Regions from separate parts of the Homo sapiens genome. Here region 2 is linked to region 1. A link is a loop called in an ENCODE intact Hi-C map of the cell type or tissue named here. Cell type or tissue: natural killer cell. All regions are shown on one strand. Links, peaks and the distances in the headings refer to the core of each region. The heading gives the core; the rest is flanking DNA.

What was found. Peaks named below come from ENCODE experiments on the same cell type or tissue, not always from the same donor. Only the 100,000 strongest peaks of a DNase experiment are listed, where the experiment ranks them.
Region 2: it touches region 1 in a loop (4-fold over the local background); 12 of 110 quality-filtered maps call a loop at or near these places.

The regions. Positions count from the first base shown.
Region 1 is chr4:164,003,088-164,019,537 of GRCh38, reverse strand. The region is part of intron 2 of MARCHF1 (membrane associated ring-CH-type finger 1); the gene reads left to right. Among named protein-coding and RNA genes, the nearest start is that of MARCHF1, 370 kb to the left of the region's middle. In natural killer cell, for the core only: no CTCF peak of the experiment used is centred there; a DNase peak (open chromatin) is centred at 6,707.
Region 2 is chr4:163,477,084-163,492,582 of GRCh38, reverse strand. It overlaps LOC124900805 (a long non-coding RNA gene), which reads left to right. Exons shown (of 2, transcript XR_007058354.1): 2 at 1-569. Among named protein-coding and RNA genes, the nearest start is that of TMA16, 9.9 kb to the left of the region's middle. RefSeq lists a silencer at 10,107-10,246. In natural killer cell, for the core only: CTCF peaks have their summits at 7,414 and 7,624 (motif pointing left); a DNase peak (open chromatin) is centred at 7,562.

The DNA.
Region 1 (16,450 bases), core at 3,509-11,508:
GCTACTTTGTCACAGATTGCAGTGTTCTATTTCCCTCAACAATGGGGTTTTCCATCTGCTCACAGACAAGAGAGCAAACCCATCCCAGAATCTCACTCATGATACCAGTTATTGTATCATTTAGGGCTGTGGTGGAAAACAGATGGCATTCTCAAAATGGTTTTACTAAAAATAATTCAAAGAAGGAAGAATTAAGTGAACCAAAAAGGGATAGCGAGACACTTAGTGAATAATTATGGTAGTGGAAATCCTGCAGGGAACAGCAAAGAAAATACAGTGCACCTGGAGAGACCTAGCGCAATTGAAGACCCACTCAACAGGTGTTATAGCTAAAGAGGAAAGTGAGTACTGTTGGAAATGTAAGAAACAGAGAGAATTGGAAGACAAATACCCTAACCTCACTCACCTGGCACTCTTCATTCCTTTGCTGGTGCCTCCCATTTACCAAACCCAGCCAAAGGCAGCAGACCAAAATGTAGTCTATGTTAATCAGCCCCAGGATACAGAGCTGAGCAGAATAGAAGAGAGATCAGCAGGAAATAAGAGACAAACACTTTCACAAAATCACAGGCAATTTTTGAAGGACCAATATAGTAACCTCTCTTGTGGATTACGGATTTTAAAGGTAAAACTTAGAGGAACTAACTTAGTAGATGATTGTTGTGAAATAATCTAAGTGCCATCTGATAGCACTTTGCCCTTCATATGAAAATTATTGACTTGAAAACCACCATGTCACATTCTGTGATGAGTCCATTGCATTATTATGATAAGCAAAAGTAGCAATAAAAGGCAGAAAGTTTAATTTATCAAGAAGTTATGTCAATTATACAATAGCATGTAAATATAATAAACACAAACATAATAATATAACTTTTTAAAATATGTTTTACTAATGGGTTATGTAGTGGTATCTATGGTTTAATTTGCATTTCCCAGATTATTTATTATATTGGGCATTTTCGATATGCTTATTTATCAAATATATATCTTCTTTGATGAAACATTCATTAAAATAATTTGCCAATTTTATATTAGATTGTCTTCCTATTATTGAGTGATAACAGCTCTTTTCCATATTTGTAATATATAACTATGTCTAAATAGGCAGAGTTTAAGGTATAAATATATAGATATAATCATATATATGTTGCCATATATGTTAAATGTGTCTTTCCATGTCATAACTTGCCTTTTCATTTCTTTAACAGTGTCTTTCAAAGACATGGTAGTTGTTATTTGAATAAAGTTATCAATTTTTATGTATGATCTGAATTTCTTTTAGCAAAAAAAAATTTACTTAGCCAAAAAAATTTATCCTATGTTTTCTTTTAGAAGTTTTATAGTCTTGAATCTTATATTTTGATCTTTGCTCTAATTTGAGTGAAATTTTGTTTATCGTGTGAAGCAAAGTTCAATTTTTATTTATTTCCAAATATATACACGGATATTACCAGATCATTTGGTTTAAAAAATATATAATTATTTTTGATGAATTATCCTGGCACATTTGTAGAAAAATCAATTGACTGCATATGTGTGGAAAGTATTCCAAAACTTTTTATTTATTTCTCTTGATCCATTTGTCCATCCATATACCTACACCACAAAGTTTTAATTCCTGTGGCTTTTTATAAAATCTTGAAACCTGATAATGCATGTTCCTCAACTTTGATCTTTTTCAACTTTTTTTTTTTTTTTGCTAATTTAGGTTCTTTGCATTTCCATATAAACTTTATAATTAGAGTGTAAAATTTTATACAAAGGGTACTAAGACTTTGCTTGTTACTGCATTGAATCTATAAATATATTTAGGAAGAATTCACATAATTATATTGATACTCAAATAAACGTACAATAATATATGTATTTATTTATCTTCATTTTATTTCAGCAGCATTTTGTAGTTTTCAGTGGCTAGGTCTTACATATACTTTAATTTATCTTTAAGTATTCTTGGTTTAGATGCTATTGTAAATGGTGTTTTGGAAAATTATAGCTTCTTATTGTTTGTGGTCAGAATATATAAATACAATTGACATCTTGCATATTGGTTTTCAATTGTGTAATTTGTCTTAATTCAATTAATTGTAATTTCTTTCTGTGAGGTTCATTAGACTTTTCTATAGAACTGATTATGTTTTTAGAATAAAGATAATTTTGTTTTGTGTAGGCTTTTCTTTTAACATTCAGCATAGCTTTTACTTCCTTTCTTGCCTTATTGAACTGGCTAGAACCCTAATTCAATATTAACTAGAAATAATGTGATTGAACATTCCTAATGTTGCAGGGAAAGCCCTCAGTTTGTTTGTTAATCATTAAGTGTGATGTTTTTCATAAATATCCTAAATATCCTATATCAAGTTGAGAGAGTGCCCCATCTTTACTCCTTTTTTTTAAGGTCCTTAGTATAAAGGAATACATTAATTTTTGAAATTGTTAAACCAATTTTGCTTATTTGGGATAAGACCCATTTATCATGATGTATTATGATTTTCAAGTATTGTTAGATACATCTTTTAAAATTATTTGAAATATTTTGGACTTTAGGTTCATGAGGGTTTTTTCCAATTTTTAGTTTTTAATTATAATGGATACATAATTATTGTACATATTTATAGGGTACATGTGATGTTTTGATATAAGCATACTATGTATAATGATCAAATTAGGGTAAATGGGATATCTATCACAATTATTTATCATTTCTTTGTGTTTGAAACATTCCAATTCCGCTCTTTTATTTTGAAATATACAATAAATTATTGTTAGCTATAGTTTCCCTATTGTGCTACTGAGCATTAGATCTTATTCATTCTATCTAACTGTATTTTTGTACCCATTAACCATCCTGTCTTTATTCTCCCCTCCACAGCATCCTTCCCAGCCTCTAGTTACCATCATTGTACTCCTTATCTCCATGAGTTATTTTTCTTTAGCTCCTACATATTAGTGAACACGTGTGATATTTGTCTTTCTCTTCCTGGCTTATTTCACTTAAAATGCCCTCCAGTTCCATCCATTTTATTGCATTCTTTTTTATGGCTTAATAATGTTCCATTGTGTATATGTGATATGGTTAGGTTTTGTGTCCCCACCCAAATCTCATCTTGTATTGCAATCCCCAAGTGTTGAGGGAGAGACCTAGTGTGAGATGATTGGATCGATCATGGGGGCAGTTTCCCCCATGCTCTTCTTGTGATAGTGAGTTCTCATGAGATCTGATGGCTTTATAAGGGGCTCTTCCCCCTTCGCTTCCTTCACACACTCCTTGCCTGCTGCATGTAAGATGTGCCTGCTTCCCTTTCTGCCATAATTGTAAGTTTCCTGAGGCCTCCCCAGCCATATGGAACTGAGTCAATTAAACCTCTTTACTTTATAAATTACCCAGTCTCAGGGAAGTTCTTTATAGCAGTCTGAAAACAGACTAATACAATATGTATAATATTTTCTTTGTCCATTCATCCATTAATGGATACTGAGGTTGATTCCATATCTTAGCTGTTGTGGGTACTCCTGTAATACATGGGAGTGCAAATATATTTTCGATATATTGATTGCCTTTCTTATGAACATAGACCCAGCAGTGGGATTGTTGGATCACATGGTAGTTCTGTTTTTAGTTTTTTTTTTTTTTGGGGAAACTTATACTGTTTTCCATAGTTGCTGTATGTTGGTAACTTACATTTTTACCAACAGCGTATAAAGGGCTCCTCTTTCTCCGCATTTGTTATTGCTTGTCTTTCGGATATAAGCCATTTTAACTGGGATGAAATAATATCTCACTGTCATGCATTTCTCTGATAATTAGTGATGCTGGGCATTTTTTTTTTCATATACTATTGGCCATTTGTGTGTCTTCTTTGCAGAAATATCTTTTCAGATCTTTTGTCCATTTTTAAGTAAGATTATTTGTATTGTTTGTTTTGCTATTGAGTTGTTTGAGATCCTTATCTATTCTGGATGTTAATCCCTTGTTAGATTGGAAGTTTACAAACACTTTCTCACATTCTGTATGCTGTCTTTTCAGTTTGTTAATTGCTTTATTTGCTGTGCAGAAGCTTTTTTAGCTTGATGTGATCTCATTTGTCTATTTCTGATTTAGTTGGCTGTGTTTTTAAGGTGTTACTCAACAAATGTTTGCCCACATCAATGTCCTGGAGTGTTACCCTAGTGTTTTCTTCTGGTAGTTTTATAGTTACAATTTTTAGTTGTAAGTCCTTAATCCATTTTTACTTGATTTTTATACATGGTGAGAGATAAGGGTCTAGTTTCATTTTTCTGCATATGGATATCCAGTTTTTCTAGCACTATTTATTGGAGATACTGTGCTTTACCCATCGTATGTCCTTGGCACCTTTGTCAAAAAATGAGATAACCATAATGGATAGATTTATAGCTGTATTATCTATTCTGTTCCATTGTTTGAGGCATCTGTTTTTATGCTAGTACCTTGATGTTTACTACAGCTTTGTAGTATAATTTGAAATCAGATCATGTCTATTAGGTCCATTTGGTCTGCAGTAAATCTTAAGTCTGATGTCTCTTTGTTGATTTTCTGTCAAGATGGTCTGTCCAATGCTGAAAATGGGTGTTGAAGTATCAAGCTATTATGGTATTGAGATCTCTCTCTCTCTTTAGCTCTAATAATATTTGCTTTATATATCTGAGTGCTCCAGCATTGGATACATGTATATTTATAATTGTTATATTAACTTGCTGTATCAATCCCTTTATCATTATATAATGACCATTTTCAGTTTTTTTCTTGAAATATGTTTTGTCTGATGTAATTATAGCTACTCCTGCTCTTTTTAGTTTACATGTCCATGGAATATATTTTTCCATTCTTTTAATTTCAATCTATATGTGTTTTTATAGGTGAAGTGAGTTTCTTGTAAGCATCATATATTTGAGTCTTGTTTTTTATTGATTCCACCACTCTATGTCTTTTGAATAATTTTGTCCATTTACATTCATTGTTATCACTGATAGGTAAAGACTTTCTACTGCCATTCTGTTATCTGTTTTGTGGTTGTTTGGGTGTTCCTCTCTTCCTTCCTTCCTGTCTTCTTTTATGTAAAAGTGTTTTTCTCCTGTAATATGTTGTTATTTCTTGCTTTCTATTTTTATGTATCTATTATAAGTTTTTGTTTTATGGTTACCATAAGGCTTGCAAATAACATTTTATACAAATTAGTTTGAACCGATAACAGCTTAACTCTAATTACAAAGAAAGGGAAAAAAGCAAACAAAGAGAAAACTAAAAACCTCTACACTTTTTTATTCCACCCTGTCCTCATTTTTTTGACTTTCTGCTTTCTCTCTTTACTTTTTTTTTTTTTTTGAGATGCAGTCTCACTCTGTCTCCAGGCTGGAGTGCAGTGATGCGATCTCGGGTCACTGCAACCTCTGCCTCCTGGGTTCAAACAATTCTCCTGCCTCAGCCTCCCAAGTAGCTGGGAGTACAGAGGTGCATCACCATGCCCAGTTAATTTTTTTTTGGTATTTTTAGTAGAGATGGGGTTTCACCATTTTGACCAGGATGGTTTTGATCTCTTGATCCACCTGCATCATGATCCACCTGCATCCTGATCCACCTGCCTTGGCCTCCCAAAGTGCTGGGATTACAGGTGTGAGCCACCACACCCGGACTCCCTTTAGCATGTCTTTTAAGGCAAGTCTGGTGTTGAGAAATTCCTCAGCTTTTGTTTGTATAGGAAAGTCTTTATTTCTAGTTTGTGTTTGAAGGATAACTTTGATTAATGTAATATTCTAGGTTGAAAGATTTTTTTTTCCATCAGCACTTTGACTTCGTCATCTCACTTCCTTGTGACCTGCACAGTTGCTGCTGCTAGAAACATCAGAACTCCTTTATATGTTATTTGCTTCTTTTCTCTTGCTGCTTTTAGGATCCTTTCTGTATCCTTGACCTTTGAGAGTTTATTACATGCCTTGAGGTAGTCTTATTTGGGTTAAATTTATTGGATTTTTAAAATCTTCTTGTACTTGGCTACTCATATCTTTCCCAAGTTTTTGAAGATTTTCTGTTATTATTTCTTTGAATAAACTTTCTCTTTCCATCCTCCTTAAGGCCAATAACGCCTATATTTGTCCTTTTGAGGCTATTTTCTAGATTTTTTTAGGCATTCTTTATTCTCCTTCTATCCTTTTTTCTTTTTTCTCCTCTAATTGTGTATATTGATATAACCTATCTTTGAGCTCATTAATTCTTTCTTGCTTGATCAGTGCTGCAGTTGAGCAACTCTGATGCATTTTTATGTTTCTCAATTGTATTTCTAAGCTCCAGAATGCCTGCTTGAGTTTTTTAATGATTTCAATCACTTTGTTAAATTTTTGTGATAGAATTTTTAATTCCTTCTTTGTGTTATCTTGAAATTTATTGAACTTCCTCAATACAACAATTTTGAATCCCCTGTCTGAAAGATCACATATCTCCATCACTTCAGTATTGGTTGCTAGTGCCTTCTTTTGTGTGTTTGGTGAGGTCATGTTTTCCTGAGTGTTCTTGGTGCTTGAGGGCATTCACTGATGTCTGGGCATGGAAGACTTATATATTTAAACTAATCTTCACAGTCTGGGCTTGTTTATATGCACCCTTGAGAGGGCTTTTTACAAATTCCAAGGGGAGTGAGTATTGTGACCAAAGCCTGTGGTCACGGCAACTGTTTCGCACTAGGGGGCTCCATAAGCTCAGGAATGGTGCAAATCCTGTCGCCTCCTATAGACACTGCCTTGGTGAACTTGGGTAAGATAAGGGAGAATTCCCTGGGTCACCAGGCAAAGTCTCTCACTTTCTTTTCCCCAATCAAAAGGAGTCTCTCTTGGCCCTGGGCTATCTGAAATTGGGGAAAGGGGTGATGTGGACACTCTCATATCCACCATAGCTGGCACTGTTCAGGGTCACATCCAAATTTTTACAGAGCAGCAAAATACTGGGACTCACCCAAAGCCTGTGGCCACAATTGCCTGGCTGCTGCTGCTGCTGCTATTTACTCAAAGCCCAAGACCACTTTAGTCAGCAGTTGGTTAATTCAGCTGGGTCCTTCTTATCAAGGCAATGGAATCCCTTCTGACCAAAGGTAGATCTATAAGCACCATCCAGGAGCAAAGACCTGGAATCTGGGGTTTCAGGAATCTTCCTGATGCTTCATTTTACTTAGGCTCAGGTGGCACCCAAGTTGCAAGATACAGTCTTCTGTACTCACCTTCTGTCAAGCAGAAGGAATCTTTACTGAGGCTACAGTGCCTGGAGTTGTAGGAGGGGTGACACTGGCATTCATTTGGACACCACAGTTGGTGTTGCACCCCAAGTTCCCTGCCTACAAAACCAGTGCAGCAACAGGACTTGCCCTAGGACTGTGATCCTTGTGTCCTGACTGCCACTTAAATTTATTCTGGGACCCAGGCCAATTTCGTCAGCTAGTGGTGAAGCTAGCTACGACTGAGGTTTTTCCTGCTGGTGTAAGAAATTTCCCTCTGGCCCAGGGCTGGTCTAGATGTGCTCCCTCCGTGAGCACTCTCAGAATTCTGCCCTGTGCTGTGTTCTGCTGTGACAAGGCAGAAGTGAGTTCCAATATAGTGCTCCACACTCACTTTGCTCTCCCTCCCCACAAAACACATTTCCTCCCCATCTGTGCTGCCTGGAGTTAGGGTAGGTGAGGTGTAGGCAATGCAAGAGTGTCTTACCTACTCTCTTCAATACCTCTTTCCTCGATATTATGTTCAAACCAGGTACTGTGATACCTCACATGACTTTTTGATTCCTATTGAAGGTGCTATTCTTAGTTTTTTGGGGGAACCTTCATACTGACTCTGTAATAGCTGTACTAATTTACATTCTCACCAACAGTGTATAAGTGTTTTCCATTCCCCACATCTTGCCAGCATCTGTTATTAACTGTTTCTTTGATATAAGCCATTGTAACTGGGATGAGATGATATTTGTATCTCATTTTCGTTCTCACTTGTGTTTCTCTGATGGTTATTGATGTTGAGCTTTTTTAAATATACCTATTGGCCATGTATATGTTTCTTTTGCAGAAATGTGTGTTCAGATCTTTTGCCCAGTTTTTAATTGAGTTACTTTTTTGTCTGTTGAGTTGTCTGAGCTTTTCATTATATTATGGTTATTAACAACTTGTCAGGTATACAGTTTGCAAACATTTTCTTAACATCTGCGGGTTGTCTCTTCAGTTTGTTGATTGTATCCTTTGCTGTGCAGAAGCTTTTTAGCTTGATATGATCTCATTTGTCAATTTTTGGTTCTATTGCCTGTGCTTTCGAGGTCTTACACAAAATATCTTTGCCCACACCAATGTCCAGGAGTCTGTTCCCAAAGATTTTTTTTTCTAGTAGCTTCATAGTTTCAGGTTTTAGATTTAAATCTTCCATCCATTTTTATTTGAATTTGGGGCGTGGTTCGAGAATAGGGGTCTAGTTTTATTTTCCTGAATGTCATTATCCAGGTTTTTATTAGCATCATTTATTGAAGAGACTTTGCTTTCACCATTGCATATTTTTGGCAACTTTGTTAAAAATGAGTTGGCTGTAAATTTGTGGATTTATATCTGGGTTTTCCATTCTGTTCTATTGGTCTATGTGTCTGTTTTTATGCCAGTATCATGCTGTGGTTACTACAGCTTTGTAGTAAATTTTGAAGGCAGATACTATGATGTTTCCAAGTTTGTTATTTTTGCTCTGGATTGCTTTGGCTATTTGGTGTCTTTTGTGCTTGATATAAATTTTAAGATTTTTTTTCTATTTCTGTGAATGATAACATTGGTATTCTGATGGGGATTGCATTTAATCTGTAGATTGCTTTGGGTAGTATTATCATTTTAAAAATATTAATTCTTCTAAATCATGAGCATGAAATATCTTTTCATATTTTTGTGTCTTAAGTTTCTTTCATTAATGTTTTATAATTTACCTTGTATAGGTCTTTCATTTCTTTAAGTTTATTTCTAGGTATTTTATTTTGTCTGTAGGTAATATAAATGGGATATATGTATCTTTTCCTGATTGATTGCCACTGCAATATAGAAATGTTTCTGATTTTATTGTTTATTTTGTATACTGCAACTTTACTGAATTTGTTTATTAGTTTTAAGAGTTTTTGGCCGGGCACAGTGGCTCACTCCTGTAATCCCAGCACTTTGGGAGGCCGAGGCTGGCAGATCACGAGGTCAAGAGATTGAGACCATCCTGGCTAACATGGTGAAACCCCATCTCTACTAAAAATACAGAAAAAAAAAAAAACCAAAAAACAACAACAAAAAAAAACGCTGAGCGTGGTGGCATGCTCCTGTAGTCCCAGCTACTTGGGAGGCTGAGGCAGGAGAATCGCTTGAACCTGGGAGGCAGAGGTTGCAGTGAGCCGAGATTGCGCCACTGCAGTCCAGCCTGCATGGCAGAATGAGACTCCGCCTAAAAAAAAAAAAAAAAAAAAAAAGAGTTTTTTGATGGAGTCTTTAGGTTTTTCTAAAGCTAAAATAATATACTCAAACAAGGATAATTTGACTTCTTTTTTTCTAATTCAGATGTTCATTATCTTTTTCTCTTGCCTAATTGCTCTGTCCAGTACTTTCAATATTTGTTGACTAGAAGTGGTAAAGGTAGGCATCCTTGTATTTTTCCAAACCTTAAAAGGAAGTCTTTCAGTTTTTCTCCATTCAGTATGATGGTAGCTGTTATATATGGACTTTTTTATTTTGAGATATATTCCTTCTGTACCCATTGAATGAGAGCTTTTTTTTTCTTTACCATTAAGGGATGTTGAATTTTGTCAAATGCTTTTCAGCATCTATTGCAATAATCACATGGTTAGATTTTTCTTGATTCTGTTAATGTGATGTATCATGTTTATGGATTTGTATAAGTTAAACCATCCTTGCATTTCTGGATGAATCCCACTTGATCATGGTGAATGATTTTTTAACATGTTGTTGATTTCAGTTTGGTAGTATTTTGTTGAGAACTTTGCATCTAGGTTAATCAATGATATTGACCCTTAGTTTTATTTCTTTATTGTATCTTCATCTGCTTTTGGTGTCAGGGTAATGTTGTCCTTGTGAGACGAGCTTAGAAGTATTTCCTCCTCTTTAATTTGTAAAAGAGTTTGAGTAGAATTTGCATTACTTTTTTAAATGCTTGGTAAAATTCAGCAGGGAACTTATCAGGTCCTGGACTTTTATTTAATGAGAGACTTGTTATTATGGCTCAATTTGATTATTTCTTAATTGATTTTTTGAGGTTTTCTCTTTTTTCAGGGTTCAATCTTCGTAGTTGTATGTGTACAGGAATTTATTTTAGGTTTTCTAAGTTATTGGTGTGTAGTTGCTCATAATAGTATCTAATGATTCTTTGTATTACTGAGGTCTCAGTTTTTACATATTCTTTTATGTTTTTGATATTATTTATTTGGGTCTTCTATCCTTTATTCTTAGTCTAGCTGAAGGCTCACCAATTTTTTAATTTTTTCCAAACACCGTGTTTATGTTTCATTTGGTGTTTGTACTTTTTGGTCTCAATTTCATTTATTTCTGCTCTAAAGAATATGTATTACTTCTTTCCTTCTACTAATTGGGTTTTTTATTCCTTGAGGTGCATTATTAGGTTGTTTATTTGAAGTCTTTCAACTTTTTTGATATAGGTGTTTCTTGCTATAATCTCTCTTCTTACTGTTTTTGCCATATCCCATATATTTTGGTATGTTATATTCCTTTTCATTTGTTTCAAGAAATGTTTAAATGTACTTCTTAACTTCTCAATTGACTCACTGGTTCTTCAGAAGTATGTTGTTTAAATTTTATGTGTTTGTCTATTGCCTGAGTTCCTCTTATTATTGATTTCTAGTTTTATTCCATTGTGGTCAGAAAAGATAGTTGACATGATTTCTGCCTTTTTTTTATTTGTTCAGACTTGTATTTTTGCCTAAGATGTGGTGTATTCTGGAGGTTGATCCATGTAGTGATGAAAATAATTAATATTCTGCAGCAGTTGGATGAAATGTTATGTAAATGCCAGTTAGGTCTATTTTATCTAATATGTGGTTTTATCCCATTGTTTTTCATTTTATTTTCTGTCTAGATGACTTGTCCATTACTGAGAGTGTGGTGTTAAAGTTGCCTACTATTATTGTTTTGCATTCTGTTTCTCCCTTTAGATCTGTTCATGTTTACTTTACATACTTGTGACCTTTGGTGTTGAGTGCACACATATTTATGACTGTTATATTCTGTTGTTGAACTAACCCTTTTATGATTATGTAATGAACTTATTCTCCTCTTTTTATAAACAGATTTATAGTCTGTTTTATCTGATATTAGTGTAACTACTTCTGCTCTTTATTGGTTTCCAGTTTTATGGAATATCTTTTATTACTCCTTTAATTTCAGCCTATATGCATCTTTATAGGTAAAGTGTGTTTCCTGAATGAAACATACAGTTGGGTCCTGGTTTTTTAAATTCGTTCAGCCACTATATGCCTTTTAATTGGAGAATTGAGACTATTTACATTCAGAGTTATTAATAAGTGTTATTGATAGAGTGAGTACTTACTCCTGCCGTTTTGTTACCTGTTTTCTGGCTATTATGAGACTCTCCTTTTCTTCCTTCTTACTCTCTTCCTTTATGGATAAGTGATTTTTTTCTTGTAGGACAGTTTAATTTGTTGCTTTTTATTTTTAGTGAATCCATTATAAGTTTTTGTGCCGTGCTTACCACAAGGGTTACAAAAATAATTCTATAGATATAGCAAGTTATTTTAAAGAGATGACAACTTATCTTAGATCACAAATAGAAAAATAGAAAGAAACCAGGGCAAACACACACACACACACACACACACACACACACACACACACACAGAGAGAGAGAGAGAGAAATAAATTCTACATGTTAACTTTATATCCTCCACATTTTGACTTTTGCTTGTCTCAATTTACATATTTTTATATTACCTATCTCTTTAGTTGTTGCTATAGCTATTATTGTTTTTGATAGATTTGCATATGGGCTTCATCCTAGAATTATGAGTGGATTGCACACCACAATTACAGTAGTAGGATATTCTGGGTTTGTCTGAGTGCTTAATTTTACCTGTGGATTTTATACCTTGAAAAGTTTGCTTTTTTTTTCTTTCTTTTTTTTTTTTTTTTTTTTTTTTTTGAGATGGAGTCTCGCTCTGTCGCCCAGGCTGGAGTGCAGTAGCACGATCTCAGCTCACTGCCAGATCTGCTTCCCGGGTTCACGCCATTCTCCTGCCTCAGCCTCCCGAGTAGCTGGGACTACAGGTGCCTGCCACCACGCCCGGCTAATTTTTTGTATTTTTAGTAGAGACAGGGTTTTACCGTGCTAGCCAGGATTGTCTTGATCTCCTGACCTCGTGATCCGCCTGCCTCGGCCTCCCAAAGTCCCAAAGTGCTGGGATTACAGGTGTGAGCCACCACGCCCTGCCAAAAAGTTTTCTTTTTGCATGTTCTTTTTTTTTTTTTTTTTTTTTTTTTTTTTTTTTTTTTTTTTTCAGATTTCAGAGCTCCCTCTATTATTTCTTATAAGATGGGAATGATGGTGGTGAATTATCTCAGCTTTTGATTATTTGTGAAAGGTTTTATCGCTCATTTATATTTGAAAAATAATTTTGCTGGATACATAGTATTCTTGGATGGTGCTTCTTTTTCTTTGTCTACTACGTAAATGTTCCACTCCTTTCTGACCTGTATGGTTTCTGTTGAGAAGTCTCCAGAAAAATTGGAGCTCATTTAATTTTATTGGCTTCTTTTCTCTTGCTGCTTTTAGAACCCTCTCTTTGTCCTTGAAATTTGAGAGTTTGATTATTATATACCTTGGGGTAGTCTTTTTGGGTTGAATATGCTTAGTGTTCTTAGGACTGCCGGTATCTGGATATTTACATCTTTCTCAATTTTTGGATAGTTTTTTGTTGTGATTTCTTCGAATAAACTTTGTACTTTTTGCACATTTTCAGCTCCCTCTCAACACCAATAACTCTTAGATTTGTTAATTTGAGGTAATTTTCTATATCTTGTAGGTGGTTTTCATTCCTTTCCTTTTTTTTATTTTTCATTTTTCTCCTCTGACTGTGTATTTTCACATAGCTAGTCTTCAAGCTTACTGGTATTTTTCTCTCCTTGTCCACTCTACTGTTGAGAGCCTCTAATGAGTTCTTCAGTGCAACAAATGTCTTTTTTAGTTCTATGATTTCTGTTAGATTTTTAAAATTATTATTTCAATTTTTGTCAAATTTCTCTGAAAAATTTCTGAATTGCTTTACTGTGTTATCTTGGAGATCACTGAGTCTTCTTAAATCTGCTATTTTGAATTCTTTTTCAGAGAACTTACAATTTATTGCCTCATTTGGGTCTGTCACTGGATCTTTGCTTATCCTTTTGTTGAGGTCATGGTTCTGTGTTGTTTTTTTGTTTGTTTGTTTGTTTCTCGTGGGTATACATCTATATCTTTGCTTTGGATGATTAGTAATTTATTCTAGTTTTCTATTATTAGCTTGTTTTGGTTTTCATTGGATATGTTTGCTTGGGAAATCTTTATTGCTTGGTCACTATCTCCTTTTTGGTTCTAGGTGATTCCTTAGATAGGACTGCTACCTGTTTCAAATGGGATAGGTCCCATACAGATTATCCCAGCAGCATGGTAAGGCTGGATAGGTGTTTATGCCCAATGGCCCTGTGAAATGGAACTCCTACAATGTGGTGCTGCCAAACAGCCACTCTGATTTGTCATCTTCTTTGACTAAGTTATAGAGCATTGTTTCCAAGCCTGGGGATGGTAGTCCCACTTCCTCTATTTTTCTCTAACTGTCCTCAGAAATATTTTTCCTTTCAGACAGTCATGAATTTTCCCATGAGGTAAGGCAGGGACAGGTCTCCTGTAAGGGCACCCACGATGGCACAGAAGCTGGTTGACCACCTCAATCTCATTTTCTCTAGTATAGAAACCATAAGTTGGGGGAAGATTACCATGCACTTGTTGCCAAGCAGAGTTGCAGGGAGGGACATTGTGAATGTGGAAGTCCAACTATCCTACCATCTGCTCAGAGTTTGTTCACTTGCTGGTGAAAATCCTGGTGCTGTATATTTGTTTTTGTTTTGGCAAGGGGAGTGAAGCTAGCTTCCTTCTACACTGCTGTTTTAAAACTGGAAGTCTGTTGTCCTATCTGTTGGAAAGTTTTAAATTATTAATTTAATTGCGGTATTAAAATTAGGGCTACTCACACTTTGTTTTCGTGTTTCACTTTTCTTAATATACATTTTTAAAGAAATTTAAATATTTTATCTAATTTTTCAATTTTAATGACATAAAATTGATCATAATTTTTAAAATTATTTTTGCATTTGTTAAATATATAGTAATGTTTCCTCTTATCTTTGTTATTGGTAACAGAGTATTTTTACTTTTCTTTTGATTTATTTATCTTTTCAAAGAATCAGCTTCTGGTTGTACTAATTTTCTGCATTATTGTTTTTTCCAGTTTACCAATACCCTCTATTTGGTTATTATTTCCTTTCTTTTATTGACCTTTTTTTAATGTGCTCTACTTTTATTGCTGCTTAAAGTAAATATTATATCATCACTTTTAGACCTTTTTGCTTCTCTTTCATGAAGTATGAGAGCCATAATTTCTTCTGGAGCACTTATTTAAGTACATCTCACTAATTTTGATGGGCATTCTTTTATTTTTATTTATTTCCCAATGTTTTCTAGTTGTCTTTGAGATTTCTTCTCTGGCTTATGGGCTTTATTTAAAGACATTACTTGACTTCCAGTTGGGGGGGGTGATTTTTCAGACTTTTTTGTTAGTGATTTCTAATGTTATTCTGTTATGACCAGAAAATATATACATGATTATTTCAGCTCTTTCCAATTTATTGAGTTTTTTTAATTGCCCAAGTAATAATCTATTTTTGTGAATATTTTATTTTCACTTGATAAAATAATTTCTATTCTGCAGTCATTGGGTGGAATTGGTTGACAGTGTTGTTATAGGTTATCCTTATGTTTGCTTTCTCCATCTATTCCAGAAAGTTGTTTTGAAATTGTAAACTGTAACTGTAGATTAGTTTACTTCTACTTTTGGTTCTGTCCATTTCTGTTGTATTTATTTAGGATTTCTATTATGATATGCATACAATTTATGTTTGTATATCTTCCTAATAAATTATTATTATTGTTTCATTGTATTTTATTTTAAGTTCTGGGATACATGTGCAGAACATGCATATATATATATATGTATGTAAACATGTGCCATGGTGGTTTGCTAAACCTATCAACCCATCACCCAGATTTTTAAGCCCCACATGCATTAGCTATTTATCTTGATGTTCTCTCTCCCCACAATCCTCGACAGGCCCCAGTGTGTGTTGTTCCCCTTCCTGTGTCCATGTTTTCTCATTGTTCACTTTTCAATTATGAGTGAACACAGGCAATACTTGGTTTTCTGTTCCTGTGTTAGTTTGCTGAGAATAATGGCTTCCAGCTCCATCCATGTCCCTGCAAAGGACATGATCTCATTCTTTTTATGGCTGCATAGTATTCCATGGTGTATATATACCACGTTTTCTTCATCCAGTCTATCATTGTGGGGCATTTGGGTTGATTCCATGTTTTTGCTATTGTGAATAGTGCTGCAATAAACATACACATGCATGTATCTTTATAATAGAATGATTTATATTCCTTTCATTGTATACCTAGTAATGGGATTGCTGGATCAAATGGTATTTCTGGTTCCAGATCCTTGGGGCATCACCACACTGTCTTCCACAATGGTTGAACTAATTTACATTCCTACTAGCAGTGTAAAAGTGTTCCTATTTCTCCACAGCCTCACAGCATTCATTGTTTCTTGACTTTTTAATAACTGCCATTCTGACTGGTGAGATGGTACCTCATTATTTTAGCATAATGAAATGTGTTTCTTTATTTCTAGTACTATTTGATTTCTGAATTCTAGTTTGTTTTGAATAGTGTTTACATGATATTTCTCTTTAAATAATTTTACATTTTACTTATGTGTACTTACATTCAAAGTACTTTTTCGTTGACTACTGTAGTTTGCTTCTGCTTTATTTATACAGTCTGACAATTTCTGCCTTGAATTGGTGTGTTTATACCATTTACATTTAATATAAGTGTAAGACTTTTGATATGAAATCTATCCTGCTGTATTTTTTACTTGTTCTTTTTGTTTTTATTTTTTTTCTACTTCTTCATGACTTATTTTGGATTACATTTAGAATTTAATTGTATTGCCATCTTTGGCTTATTAGCAATATCTATTTAATTTTTTATGGTGATTTCCGTTATTTAAATATTAATATTTAACTGATTGCCCTCTGTCCTTATACCATTTTGCACAGATAGCATACATCATGCTATTTAACATCTA
Region 2 (15,499 bases), core at 2,827-10,826, 530 kb after region 1:
TCTAAACATAAGAAATGTACAGTAAAAATATAATCTCATGGGATCACCATTGTAATGCAGTCCATGACCAAAACATTGTTACATGCACATGACGGTACTCTGTGAAAGACTCCAATTAATCTAGAATATTTACACCCTAGCTCCATACTTTAGCCACTTCCTGTGAAGCCATCTTTCACCCACCCTACCCCATTCCCTAAGTCTGGCCCTGTGGAGATCACCCTCCTAAGTTCTATGTTACTGCAAATCTTTTAATTATTAAATTTTCCTTCTGGCTATTTTAGCTGTTACTGATTGCTCTATTGATCATAAAATTCCTACCTACTCCTAACCCATTCCTAAACTTCAAATTGCCAACAACTCAATAAACCATATATCTTGAAACTTTTATTTTTTATTTTTAGTTGAGTTTTAGAAATAAATCTTCATATTTTCCTCATTCAGATTCAACCCCTAAATAACATTGATTATAGACATGTTAAAAATATACTGTATATGTTCAAAATACACTGTAGCAAATACAAACATGAATTATACAGAGCAAGAATAAAGATAATAATGATGGCTAATGTTTTGTCATTGTTTAATATATGTATGCACCACTGTGATAAGCAAAATGAATCCCCCAACTTTTCCCCTCCCAATTCAACCTCCCCTTTGCCCCGTGCAATAACCACTGTAGATGATTTGGAGACATCTTTAGAGATATTTTCCTGTACTTTAACAAATATACTCAGATGTGTGTGTATGTGTGTGTTGTATGTATGTGTGAGGATTAAGTATTGATTAACATTAGGTATTGATACAATAAGTACAAATGCATAATTCTAGTGTCACAACTAAAAGAATAGAAACAGGGTACCTAACTTTGTACAGGCTACACACAAGTAGAGAAAATAAAATAAATGGAATGATTAAAATATACTCAGGTAATTCCAACTAAGAAAATAAAGGAGAAAACATGAAACATAAGACAGGAAAACAAAAAAAAATATGGCAGTAGATTTAAATCCATAAAACAGTAATTACGAAATAACTGCCCCCAACTAAAAAAAAGTCAGATTGTATTGAAAACATCCAACTGTATCCTGTTTATAAGACACATCTAAGGTACACGAAAATAGAAAAATAAATGGAAAGAGTTATGCTAGGTGAATGCTAACTGAAACAATCCTGGTATACATATATCAATGTTATACGAAATAGACTTTAGGTCAAAAAGTAATATGGTATATATAAAAGATCACTTCATAATGATAAAAAGTTTCCATTTTAAATTCATGTGCATCTAGTAACACAGCCCCAAAATATATAATGGAAAAGCCGATGCAGTTTCAAGTTGAAAAACCAACAGCCTTGGTGGAAATTTTAGCATGCCATTTTTCAGTAAATAATAGAACAAACAGATAAACAATCACCAATGACTGAGAAGACTTGACCACAACAAAATTTGACCTAACAAATCTACACAGAATAGTGCTTCCAGTTCTTACAAGAATACGTGTGTTCTTAAATACGTATGGTATAGTTAACAACATTGATCACACATTAGGTCAGAAAGCAAGTCTAAACAAATCTGAAAGGATTTAAATCTATAGAATATGTTCTCTGACCACCTCATAATTAAACTAGAAACCAATAACAAGGAGACAACTAGAGAATTGTCATATATTGAGAAATTTAAAAATTGTGCTTTGAAATAAGTCAGGAACTAAAGAAGTCATAATGAGAATTAGAAAATAGTTTGGGCTGAACAATAACAAAAACAATAAATATCCAAACTAGTGGGATGCACCTGAAGTAATAATTAGCTCCATTCATGTAAATATTAGAGGCTTCAGTATAAATATTAGAAAAGAAGAAAGACTGAACATTAAGAACTAGCCATCCATATGTCAAGAGGTTAGGGAAAAAAAAAAACCAACAAAATAAGGTCAAAAAAGGAGGTAGAATAGAATAAAAAGCATAAACTATTGAAACAAGGACAAAAACCTACGTAATTGAGGACCGGGAGAGCCAAAGGTGTTTTTTTTTAAATTTTTTAAGAATAATAAAATATTTTCCTATGTTAAAATTACAGGCCTAGATTTTTGTAAAATACACCCAGGTGCAGTGGCTCACGTCTGTAATCCCAGCACTTTGGGAGGCCAAGGTAGGCAGATCACTTGAGGTCAGGAGTTCGGAGTGTGAGACCAGCCTGGCCATCATGGTGAAACCCTGTCTCTACTGAAAATACAAAAATCAGCTAGGCATGGTGCTGCATGCTTGTAACCCCAGCTACTTGGGAGGCTGAGGTGGGAGGATTGCTTGAACCTGGGAGGTGGAGGTTGCAGTGAGTGGAGATCCTGCCACTGCACTCCAACCTGGGTAACAGAGTGACTCCATCTCAAAAGAAAGAAAGAAGAGACGGAGAGAAGGGACAGAAAGCAGAAAGAAAAAGAAAGAAAGGAGAAAGAGAAGAAAAGGAAGGAAGGAAGGGAGGGAGGGAGAGAGGGAGACAAGGAGGGAGAGAGGGCAGGCAACATTGTCTTATTCCTGACTTCAAAGAGCCAACTTTTGTTTAACAATTTTGGAAAACAGTTAGGCATTACCTAAAAGTTAAAATGTGTACATTTTCTAAGGCAGCAGTGTCATTCCTGGGTATATACCATAGACTAACTCTGGCACATTTCTCTCAGGGTACATATACAAGAATAGCAGTAGTGTTATTTGTAATAACAGTGTTGTGTGGTAAATTTTAGATAGCAATGAAATGAACAAAGGACAAGTACACTAAACCAGTTGGATAAATTTTTATCATAATGTAAAGGAAGCAGTGCACAAAAAAATATATACAGTATAATCCCATTTATATAAAATTTAAAATCAGGCAAAATGGATTACATTTTTTACAGATACTTTTATAGGTGGCCAGCAATATTCTTCACCTCTGTGGTGGTTACCTTGGTGTTTGCTTTATAATTACTCTTTCTTTTTCACGTTTCCATTTTGTGCACTTTTATGTTTATATGCCACACTTCACAATGCAATATGTTAAATTTTTTTAACCACAAATATATTAGTTCATATTCTCTTGGAGAATGTGAGTCCAATATTCCTATTGTGAAGTTGCATCTTAAATTTCATTCCTTTGTGAGTGGTTTAGCTTTGCGGAATTGTTTAATAATATCTGCTGTCTTTGCTCTTCTTCAATTTTACTTTATGTTTCTAGGTATTGGTATTTTGTTACATACATCTTTGGTAATCTGTGGCCTCTTTCAATTTGCTTTTGGAATTTATACTATCTGGGCATTGATAATACTATCCTCCCTAACTTTTATTGCCCCCTTTTCATTTTTATGTTTTGTATTTTCCATCTCTTTATTTATTTCTGCTGCCCTAGGGAGAGTTTCTATTGATCTTCCGATTTACTATTTTCTGTTTTTTTTGTTTTTGTTTTTTGTTTTTTGTTTTTTTGAGACGGAGTCTCGCTCTGTTGCCCAGGCTGGAGTGCAGCGGTGCGATCTTGGCTCACTACAAGCTCCACCTCCCGGGTTCACACCATTCTCCTGCCTCAGCCTCCCGAGTAGCTGGGACTACAGGCACCCGCCACCATGCCCGGCTAATTTTTTGTATTTTTTAGTAGAGATGGGGTTTCACCGTGTTGGCCAGGACGGTCTCAATCTCCTGACCTCATGATCTGCCCACCTCAGCCTCCCAAAGTGCTGGGATTACAGGCGTGAGCCACCACGCCTGGCCCTGATTTACTATTTTCTTATTTGATGTAATCATCTTGCTGTATATCCCACCTATTGTCATCTTCATTTTAACTATCTCATTTTTAAAATAAATATTTACAATTTTTAAAAGTAATTTCTTATTTCTTTGTTCTATCATCAATATCCTTCCTTAACTCTTGCAGATATATATGGTGCTTGCTTATTGGTCCATCTCTTCCAATAAATCTGCTTCATGTGGTATGTGTTATTCAGTGTGCTTCAAGTTTCTTTTATTATAAGTTCTCCTCAGGTACTGATATAGTTTGGCTCTGTGTCCCCACCCAAATATCGTCTTGAATTGTAGTCCCCACATGTCAAGGGAGGGACTTGGTGGGAGGTGATTGGATCACGGGGGCAGTTCCCCCATCCTGTTCTTGTGATAGTGAGGAAGTTCTCATGAGATCTGGTTGTTTGATAAGTGTCCAGCATTTCCCCTGCTCTCTTTCTTGCCACCATGTAAGAAGTGCCTTGCTTCTCCTTTGCCTTCTGCCAAGTTTCCTTGGCATATATGGCATATAGGGCTCCCTATATGCCTCCTGTATAGCCTGTGGAAGTGTGAGTCAATTAAACCTCTTTTGTTTATAAATTACCCAGTCTCAGGTAGTATCTTTATAGCAGTATGAGAACAGACTAATACAGAGAACTGATACCAAGGTAGTGGGGCATTTCTATAAGATACCTGAGAATGTGGAAGCGACTTTGGAACTGGGTAACCAGCAGAGGTTGGAACAGTTTGGAGGGCTCAGAAGAAGACAGAAAGATGAGGGAAAGTTTGGAACTTCCTAGAGGCTTGTTGACCAAAATACTGATAGTAATATGGACAATGAAGTCCAGGCTGAAGTGGTCTCAGAAGGAGATGAGGAACTTATTGGGAACTGAAGCAAAGGTCACCCTTGCTATGCTTTAGCAAAGATACTAGTAGCATTTTGCCCCTGCCCTAGAGATCTGTGGAACTTTGAACTTGAGAGAGATGATATAGGGTATTTGATGGAAGAAGTTTCTAAACAGCAAAGCATTCAAGAGGTGACCTGGCTTATTCTGAAAAGCATTCAGTTATACGCATTCACAAAGAGATGGTTTGAAATTGGAACTTATGTTTAAAAGTGAAACAGAGTATAAAGGTTTGGAAAATTTGCAGCCTGCCCATGTGGTAGAAAAGAAAAACTCATTTTCTGGGGAGGAATTCAAGCCAGCTGCAGAAATTTGCATAAGTAACTAGAAGCTGAATGTTTTAATAGCCAAGACAATGGGGAAAATGTCTCCAGAACATGTCAGAAAATTCATTGCAGCCCCTCCCATCACAGGCCCAGAGGGTGAGGAGGGAAAAATGGCTTTGTGTGCCTGGCCCAGGACTCCTCTGCTCTGTGCAGCTTCAGGACATGCTGCCCTGCATCTCAGCTGCTTCAGTTGTAGCCATGGCTAAAAGGGGCCAAGGTAGAGTTTGGGCCATTGCTTTAGAGGGTGCAAGCCCTTAGCTTTGGCAGCTTCCATGTGGTGTTGGGTCTGTGGGTACTCAGAAGACAAGAGTTAAGGTTTGGGAACCTCTGCCTAGATTTCAGAGGATGTGTGGAAATGCCTAGATGTCCAGGCAGAAGTCTGCTGCAGGGGCAGAACCCTCATGGAGAACCTCTGCTAGAGCAATGCAGAAGGGAAATATGGAGTTGGAGCCCCCACACAGATTCCCCACTGGGGCACTGCCTAGTGATGCTGTGAGAAGAGGGTCACCATCCACCAGACACCAGAAAGGTAGATCCACTGACAGCTTGCACTGTGCTCCTGGAAAAGCTGCAGGCACTCAACACCAGTTTGTGAAAGCAGCCACAGAAGCTGTACACTGCCTTGCATCATGTTTTATATTTTGTATTTATGTTTTGTATTTTCCATCTCTATATTCAAAGGAGATTTTGGAGCTTTAAGATTTAATGACTGCCCAGCTGGGTATCGGAATATCAGACTTGCAAGGGGCCTGTAGCCTCTTTATTTTGGCCAATTTCTCCCATTTGGAATGAGAACATTTACCCAATGCCTGTACCCCCACTTTATATTGGATGTAACTAACTTGCTTTTGATTTTACATGCTCGTAGGTGGAAGGGACTTGCTTAGTCTCAGATGAGACTTTGGACTTGGATTTTTGAGATTATGCTGGAATCAGTTAAGACTTCAGGGAACTGTTTGGAAAGCATAATTGGTTTTGAAATGTGAAAATAACATGAGATTTGGGAGGGGCCAGCAGTGGAATGTTATCATTTGGCTCTGTGTCCCCACCCAAATCTAATCTCAAATTGTAATCCCCACATGTTAAGGGAGGGACCTGGTGGGAGGTGATTGGATCGTGGGGGCAGTTTCCCCTATGTTGCTCTTGTGATAGTGAGGGAATTCTCATAAGACATGGTTATTTGATAAGTGTCTGTCATTTCCTATGCTTGCTGTCTCTCTCTCCTGCCACCATGTCAGATGTGCCTTGCTTCCCTTCACCTTCTGCCATGATCATAAATTTCCTGAGGCTTCTTCAGCCATGCGGAAGTGTGAGTCAATTAAACTTCTTTTGTTTATAAATTACCCAGTTTCCGGTAGTATCTTTATAGCAGTGTGAAAATGGACTAATATAGGTACCTAGTTTCTTTGAACCTGTAGCATCACATTAATTTACTGATGAAATCAGCTATACTGCTCTGTGTTGTCTATTAGGGAAGTGCTCAAAGACACATTCTCAACTGAATCCTTTTTTGAGAATTTGAGGAAAGCAGAAGGGTTAAGTTTCAGAGGAGAGAGCTCCAGGGACCAATAACCTCTGCTGACAGGAGTTGGAGGCCTGAACATTCCAGGGTACAATTCATCCTAGTCCTATTTCTATCAGCTCCTTATTAGCCTGGCCTTGTGCTCCTCTGGTAGTGCTTCACAACACTGGGAGGGCAGCAAAGCTTCCCAGGTGAAGTACGGGAGACAAGAGCTAAGATTATATATGACCTCCCCAGAGCCTCCCAAGCTTCCAGGGACATCCTCCTCCCCATGTGACTGCTGTGCTCTTCGGCTGCCTCCCTCCCTTCTAGTCACTAGTTCCCTTCTTCCCAGGGGTTTCTCACAGTCTTCATTTACTTCCAACAGCCAATTTCTTCCTGTTTCTGTAGTTTTCAAGGTTGATTTTGGAGACAGCTGTGCTAATTTATCATTTTTCTTATTTCTAGGAGTCCTGATTATACTTATAAAATTAGACTTTTGTCATATATAAATTAGTAATTTTTCTTTTGACCTGTTTGTGACTCTTCTTTTCTTTTTGGCTTGGGAAAAATCATAAAGTGCCTTTCAATAAGGAGCTAGTTGTTACAAAAATGAGTTAAAATGGCCCCTGGCCCTGTGTTGTTTACTTCTTCACAGCAGCCTGGGACTTCTTAACTCAAAAGCCGGCTACGGCCAAACTTAAATTTCTACACATCCAGTTGTTTTAAAATATAGCCCCCAAAAGCAGATTGTTAGCCATTTACAGCCTGCCTGCTTTGCACATCCTGAGAAACTGCACCCAACATCTGCTAACCATAGGTCCCATAGATTAGATAAACGCTGGGGCCACTGCTTCTCTCAGAGTTCTTTGCCCAGAGACTCCCACCATGCTGCTGAGTGACACCACCTAGACACATAACCCCCTCTAAATACTCTCCCTCAGATCTTCCTCTATGTCCCTTCTGGAAAGTCGCCTGTGCACCCTTGCCTTTGGAAGGTATCATGCTGTCACTGAGAAACTGCCCCTGTCCTCACCCCAACCCCCACCCTCACCCCCAGGCAAATCTGTCAATCTCTGCCCAAATAAACTGTGTGCTAGTGCCATCTGGTGGTCGTCCAAATCCCCTTTGTAACATATTTAACTCCTTACACAAGTTAAATTTGTTACAAAGAATTATCTGCCGCTGTTTTAAAGAAATGAGTTAGATTGATATGTACCTGTGTGGAAAAATGCTCTAAAATTGTTAGGTAGAAAAAAATGAGTTATAAAACAATGTGCAAAATAAATCCCATTTACAATAAAATGTGGAATGAAGACATATATATGCCCATTCATGCATAGAAAATATGTGGATGGAGTTACAATATGCTGTTTGTAATTTACGAGATTAGGATTGAGGTAGGGCGCTCAGGAAAGGACCTTTCATTGTATTCTTCTACAGTGTTTGAATTTTTCAAAACAGTGTATTTTTTAGCTTTTTTCCAATTAAAATGAGGAGGACTGGGGAAAGCTGAATTTAATGAGTACAGTGGCAATAATGCACCAATAAAGTGGTGCATTAGAGATATGCTGATGCAAACCAAAATATACAAGTTGATAATTGAGATTAGGCTGCAAGTGTTATTTCTCTTTTAAGAACAATGTTAATGAAAGGAAGCTTTGAAGTCGAAAGAAGGAAATTTTGGTTATTCTTGTTAAGATCATTTTATTAAATTTTGTTTTAGGATGCCTTGTCTTAACCACATCTACGTAGTAGCAGAATCAATAAAAACTGAGTTTGATAATGTTTTTGTTCTCTCATTGTCATATTTATAAGGCGTTATAAGTCACATATCTTTATGAATATATGAATATGTGATAGATTTTCCTAAAATGTATTGAGTTTTTTAGAGCAATGAATACTTTAGGTGAATCTTCATTGTTGTAGGTTGAATTGTGCCTCCCCCACCTCTCCCACTAAATTAATATGTTGAAGTCCTAACCCCCAGTACCTCAGAATGTGACCTTATTTGGGTCACAAAGAGCCTTACAGGGTCACTGTAGATATAATTACTTGAGGTCCTACTACAGAAGTGTAGGCCACTAATCCAATATGACTGGTGTCCTTATGAAAAGAAATTTGGACTCAGACATGTACACAGGGAGACTCCATGTAAATGTTGTGGTTATGCCGCTACAAGCCAAGTGTTATGGATTGAATTGTGTCCCCCCAAAAGATACATTGAAGTCCTAACCACTAGTATCTTAGAATGTGACCCTATCTGGAGATCTTTACAGAGGTAGTTTTAGGGTCTTTACAGAAAGGTAAAAATGAGGGTATTAGGGTGTACCCTAATCCAATATGGCAGATGTTCTTATGAAAAGGGGAAATTTAGACACAGAGATATACATAGAGGGAAGATGACGTGAAGACATAGGGAGAAGGCAGCCATCCAAAGTCAGGGAGAGAGATCAGGAACAGATCCATCTCTCAGCCATCAGAAAGAACCAACCCTATTGATACACTAAATTTTGACTTCTAGCCTCCAGATCTGAGAGACAGTAAGTTTCTGTTGTTTAAGTCATCCAGCTTGTGACACTTTGTTGTAGCAGACCTAGCAAACCAATACATTCATCAGAGCACATCCACTGCCTTCCTCACTCCTTCTTCTCAATCTTGTCAAGTAATTCCACTTGCTTGCATTAAATCTGATGATCAGTACTATCATTTAAAAAATGTTATGGAACTTACAAGACAAAGAACTCCCTACTTTAGTCCTTTATTATCTGACTTCTGTGTTTCTGCAATAAAATTATCTTCCTTCCTGTTTCTTTCTCAACTTGACCTATCTTTCCTAACACTACCAAAACAATTTTAAAAAACACTACTCTGATCAAGACACTCAAATGATGAAAAAATTTCCATTGTACTTCACCCTCAGCCCCAAAGCAAGAGAACATAGCAAAACCTCTTACTTGTCTGTGTTTCGAGGCCTTTTCAAAATTGATCTTCCTGCTTTCTCTACTGTTCTCAGGATGAATCTTTCCTTCCTTTCAGATTAGAAATTCTCTCTTTTTATTCTCATAACTTTGCATTGACTTCCTCTCATATTTACTCTAACAAAAATTGTACTCATTCTACAACTGTACTCATCTTCAGTGGAAGTATTACCTTTTCAATGACATCTTCCTGGTCACTATCTAAGAGTAAGCACTTGTTTCTATGCCCTGGTATAACATTTGGCACCTATTGGCACACTACTGTAATCATGTGTTGTGCCTACTTTGTCTTCCCTATTAAAGTCCAGTATCTGGAGAGCAAGAACCATCTTCAACTCCTCCATAGAGCATTACATAAGGTTATTATGTATCAAGTATGCAATAAAGAAATGAATAAATTTTCACTATTCAGTCAAAAAAATCTGCTTTGGTTCTAAAGCATGTAAAAGCATTGCTTTGAAGATAAACTGTTTTAACTTGTAAATGCTATAAACAATGTTACAAGGTTGTTTGTCTACAAAGCACAACCAAAAGTTAAATGTTAAAATAATAAGTGGTGGAGATTATAACTTGTCCACCAGTATTGGTTCTTCCTTTTGTCTTTGTATTATAATCTCCTAAGTTTCAGCAGATCAGTGGGCAAATTGCTTCATTTCACAAACTCCCTTAATGTTGGCTGTGGCTAGGCAAGTAAGTTCTCACCAACAGAGAATGAGAAGTGAAATTTACAATTTCTGGGTTGCTTCCTGAAAAAGAAATAGATTGTCCCCCTGTATTCTCGTTTTGTTCTATTCTTTGGTGGCCCAAGTGGTTTCTGGCTTCAATTTTGCAGATGAGGCCAACACCTGAGTCAATGACTAGGCAGCCATGAAAAGAATCTGGGACCCTGTAAAACCCACTTGAGCAGAGCTGCCTGACTTCCAAGCATACTCTGAGCATTTATGTGAAGGAAAAATAAACTTAAATCTTGCTTGAGCCACTTCCTTTTTTTTTTTTTTTTTTTTTTTTTTTGGTTATTTTGTTACTACAGCTACATACCCTGAAAAATATACTACAGTAGAGTAATAAAAATTGAACATTTATTCTGAACAAAGATGCTGGAATAACCTTCCTTAAGCACCATTCTCAATAGTAATTTTGATTTATTTGATTGAATTTCAATAAAGCTTAATAGCCAGTGGTCATAATGATGACCATTAGTCATCAAAGAAAAGGTTAATGCTCCACATCCCCTTTATAAGAAGAAAGGCAGTTATTTGATATGTTTTAGAGAATTTAATTTAAAATCATACAAATGCCAAGGGTTTTTGGGTTTATCAGAGCAGTACTAAATCTCTCTGGAAAATTTAACCATAACAATGAAATTTTTTTGATAGTTCTTAAAAATTAAAATTTCATTAGACCATGCTTTGAGGGACATCTTTTTAAAATGACACCATAAGGGTTAGTAACAATTGGTGTAATTGGAAATTCCAAAGTCTTCTGGGTTCAAGAAGTAATATAAATGTGGGAATCAGAGGGGTGCTAGACATAAGGAGTAGTGTGAGTTGGGATACCGTTTTCTGGAGAATATATGCCCAGTATAAAGTATTAACATTCAAAACATTTTAAATGCTGTTCTGAGGCTATGAGGAAGTAACTGGAATGAGATTTACCCTCCAGCCATAAACAACTAGAAAGCTAGACAAAGTTTATAAGGTAATAGTTTTCATATATTGGAAAACAGGCAGCACAGGATCGTGGTCTATGAAAGAGAGAAAACATTATCTTTCTGGCTTTCTTCCTAGAGGCCCTTTCCAGACAGTGCTACAGGGAAGGGCATCTGACACACAGCATGGCAAATAAGGCAACAGAGATTGGAGCTCAGGAATCCTATGTTGGCTAGCATTTTGAAGGCAGAATGATTATAAGGAGAAACTGCCCAAAGAGCTCCAGAAATCTTTAGAGTACCTTTGCATAAAGCATACATCTTACATGGCCAGGAAAATGACAACTTGGGAAAGGTGATAACCAAACAGTTCCCAGAACTCACAGAAGCTAAGCCACACTTGAGTCCTAGCCAGCCAGAGTTGAGGGGCCTGATTGAACACACCGGCGCATTCGGTGGAAACCCTGGAGAGATTATGCTTTTGTAGGGGAGCTAAACTAACACTAGAGTAAAGCATACCCTACATTTGCCTTAACAGACTTAAAATACTCGAAAGGAATGAGTGGCTTCTCAGAACAAAGTCCAACACTCTTTAAAAATATACAATAAAATAAAATCCAACCTCCCAAAATAATGTCAAGCATTTAATTTAAAAACTAGATATTCCATAAAACTGGACAGTGTAACACATTATCAGAAGAAAAATTAGTTAATGGAAACAGAGAGACCGAATAATAGGCTTAGTAGACAAGGACTTTTAAAAAAATCTTCTTAAAATATGCTAGAAGGGCCAGGCATAGTGGCTCACGCCTGTAATACCAACAACTTTGGGAGGCTGAGGCAGGCAGATCACCTGAGATCAGGAGTTCAAGACCAGTCTGGCCAACATGGCAAAACCCCGTCTCTACTAAAAATACAAAAAATTAGTCAGGTGTAGTGACACACACCTGTAGTCCCAGTAACTGGGCAGGCTGAGGCAGGAGAATCGCTTGAACCTGGGAGGCAAAGGTTGCAGTGAGCAAAGATTGCTCCATTGCACTCCAGCCTGGGTGATAAGAGTGAAACTCTGTCTCAAAAAAAGAAATTTTATATATATATATATATATATATATTTATATATATATATTCTAGAAGAATTAAAAGGAGATTAATATTATGAGGACAGTAAGATATAAAGAAGAACCAAATGGAACTTCTAATGATAAAAAGTATAATATTTGAAATAAAAAATTCAAAGGATGGGATTCAGAGCAGATTAGACACTGCAGAAGAAAAATTCAGTGAACTTTAAGACACTGCAATAGAAACTATCCAAACTGAAGTTCAGAAGGGGAAAGAATAAAAAACAAAAAGGAACAGAACCTCAGAGACAGAAAGCAAATCAGTGGAGCCTAGGGTGAAGAATAACTGAATGCCAAAGCATACAGGAATGTTTGAGGACGATAGAAATATTGAAGTTATATTTTGATTGTTGTGATAGCTAAATAGAAATAAACATTTGCCAAAATTCATTAATTTGTTGGTTAAATGGATTAATGTTATTACTGTTATTGTTTGTTGTTTGTAACTCAATACATTTGCTAAAATATTCTAGCCAAAATAAAATCTCAACAAAGGGCTGAATTTGACCTGAGGATGGGAAGGAGTTAGGTGGGACATGGCGCAAGTACTAATCCACTATTTAATGCATACAATAGTAGTATCTAATAAAAATGGTTTATAGAATGAATTAAATTCCTCTCATATATTTAAAGCTGATCATACTGATTTACAATCAGTAATATAAGTCTAATACCTTGGATTTTAAAAAATTACTATTGCTATCATTTGTTATTATATTTTAGTTTTCAAAAGTAAGAGATTTTGTTGTAATCTACTTCAAGGTTATTATCTGGATGGAAGGAAAAGCATTTTCTCCACTAAATGTAGCTAGTCTATATGAGAATAAATCCAGCTATATCATTTTCATATTTCCATCATACCCAACCATCTAGGCCAGACAGCAAATGAATATGATAAGGTATCTGAGTGTTTTCTATACATAAAGCCCATGTACCAAGTTTAAAAATCCTAGTTTTTGAAGAGATAGTCAATGTAATAACAACAACAGCAACATAGCAATAGTAATTATACAAAAAAGACCAAAGTTGTAGGTGTGTGGGTGGGACCAGGCACTGAGAATAAAAATACTGAGTAAACTACATTTTCTAGAGCCCCTTCTCTTCTACTGTGAGCCGTCTTGATTGTTTTTCTTGTTTTTTTCCCTGATTACTAGACTTACAGGAGCTTGTTTAGGGGATCTATTTTTGTATCTCCCAGAAATGTTTTCAGTTGAAGATAACAGAAACTCATTCATAAAGTGGGAATATTTAATTTTTTTCTTAACAAGGAGTCTAGAAGAAGCTGGTCTCAAGGCTTGTGGACCCACGAAGTTATGAAGAACTCATACTTTCTATTTTTCCAGTCTACCGTACTAAGCACGTTAACTTTTATCTGTAGGTTTTTTTTTTTTTTAATCATGGAGTCTCACTCCATCGCCCAGGCTGGAGTGCAGTGGCGCCACCTCAGCTCTCTGCAACCTCCACCTCCCAAGTTTAAGCAATTCTCTTGCCTCAGCCTCCCAAGTGGCTGGGATTACTGATGTGCAGCACGTTGCCCAGCTAAGTTTTGTATTTTTAGTAGAGACAGGCTTTCACCATGTTGGCCAGGCTGGTCTCAAATTCCTGCCCTCAGGCAATCCGCCCACCTCAGCCTCCCAAAGCGCTGGGCGTTAGCCACTGTGCCCGGCCTGCACTATTTATTTTAATTTCTTTTAGGTTTACAGGAAAAGTGGCTAATAATTGATCTACAGCGCCTGGCCTTATCCTTAGGCTTTTGGCTGCTATAGCTCCAACACATCCTCTGGTGGTGGTGGTAGAGGGGTTGAAAAGAATGGCTGGGCGTGGTGTCTCATGCCTGTAATCCCAGCGCTTTGGGAGGCGGAGGTGGGCGGATCACCTGAGGTCAGGAGTTCAAGACCAGCCTAGTCAACATGGTGAAACACTGTCTCTACTAAATGACAGAGCAACAAGAGCAAAACTCCATCCCAAAAAAAAAAAAAAAAGAAGAGATCACAGTTCTTCTTGTACTCTCTCCTGTTTACCAGGAAGAAAATCTTTAATAGAAATTATTACCAGCTGGGAGACCAGGCAGGAGGATCACTTGAGGCCAGGAGTTCAAAACCAGCCTGAGAAACATAGCAATACCCCATCTCTAAAAGAAAGAAACGATGAGAATTATTACACCCAAAGCAGACTTTTACTTACATCTTATTGACCAGAACTGGGTCAATAAGTGCTGACTGCCATTACTAGCCAAAGGGAATGGCATTGTGATGCTGGTCCTACATTAATTATGATTTTCTCCTGGGACTAGGAGCTGGGCCAAGTTTCTTAAATTTGTTGCCACCTCTCTCTTCTGCCCCTTCTCTCTCCACCGCAAAATAAGGACTTGTAACTGTGGAAAAAGTGGGATAGCATCCTACAGATGCATCATAATAGCATCTGTTAAAATTTTCAAAGCAATAATCCAGGAAGATAAAGTACATTTTTCTTTCCAGGAGACTTATTGCCTTACACAAGAATCTTATTCTCATTTGCTCCATACTTTAGCTTCCAAAGCCAACCAAATTTAAACAGTGGAAGCAAAAGATGAATTCAGCATTTATGTATTTTATATAATTCCATTTTAACAAAACTTAACAGTTTAAATAAGATTTAAGTAAAATTTCAGCGTTCCCAACTCCTAAATATCACTCACCCTCACATGGCAAAATATCTATTTTCACAAATCAGTGTAGACCTACTCAGTAATCGGTAATTGTGTGTTCTGTTTTCTCTGCTGCAGCTCAGTAGAAATTACACTTATCAATTGCTACTATTTAAGTTTTTCCCTCATAGCTACTTGTATTGGTAATCCTGTTAGATTTTGTTTTCATGTGAAGTACACGCTATAATGAATACTTTTAGATACTATGAGAAAAAATTAAGTGAAAAATTTAAGCAAAGTTAAAACAAAAATTATTGCTGCTTTTAAATAGACTTTAAATTGGGGTCAAAAGTGGCAGCCTGAAGGTATATTTTATTTTTCCAACAAAATGTTTATAAGTTTTTCAATTTTGAATGCCTTTAAGTGGTCTTGTATTCTCCAGTTTAACACAGGCCCCTCTAACCCTCTTATAGCTGACATCCAAGCACTCGTGGTAACTCCTTATCCCAGTAGGCACTTGAATTTGCCAATCTCTGCTTTGTCTGGATAAACCAAGATTAATAATAAATGAATAATGTTTTCCTATTTGCAGAACATTTTTGACTGGCTTCCAAAATGATCTCTAAAATGAATAATGAACTTTTCTC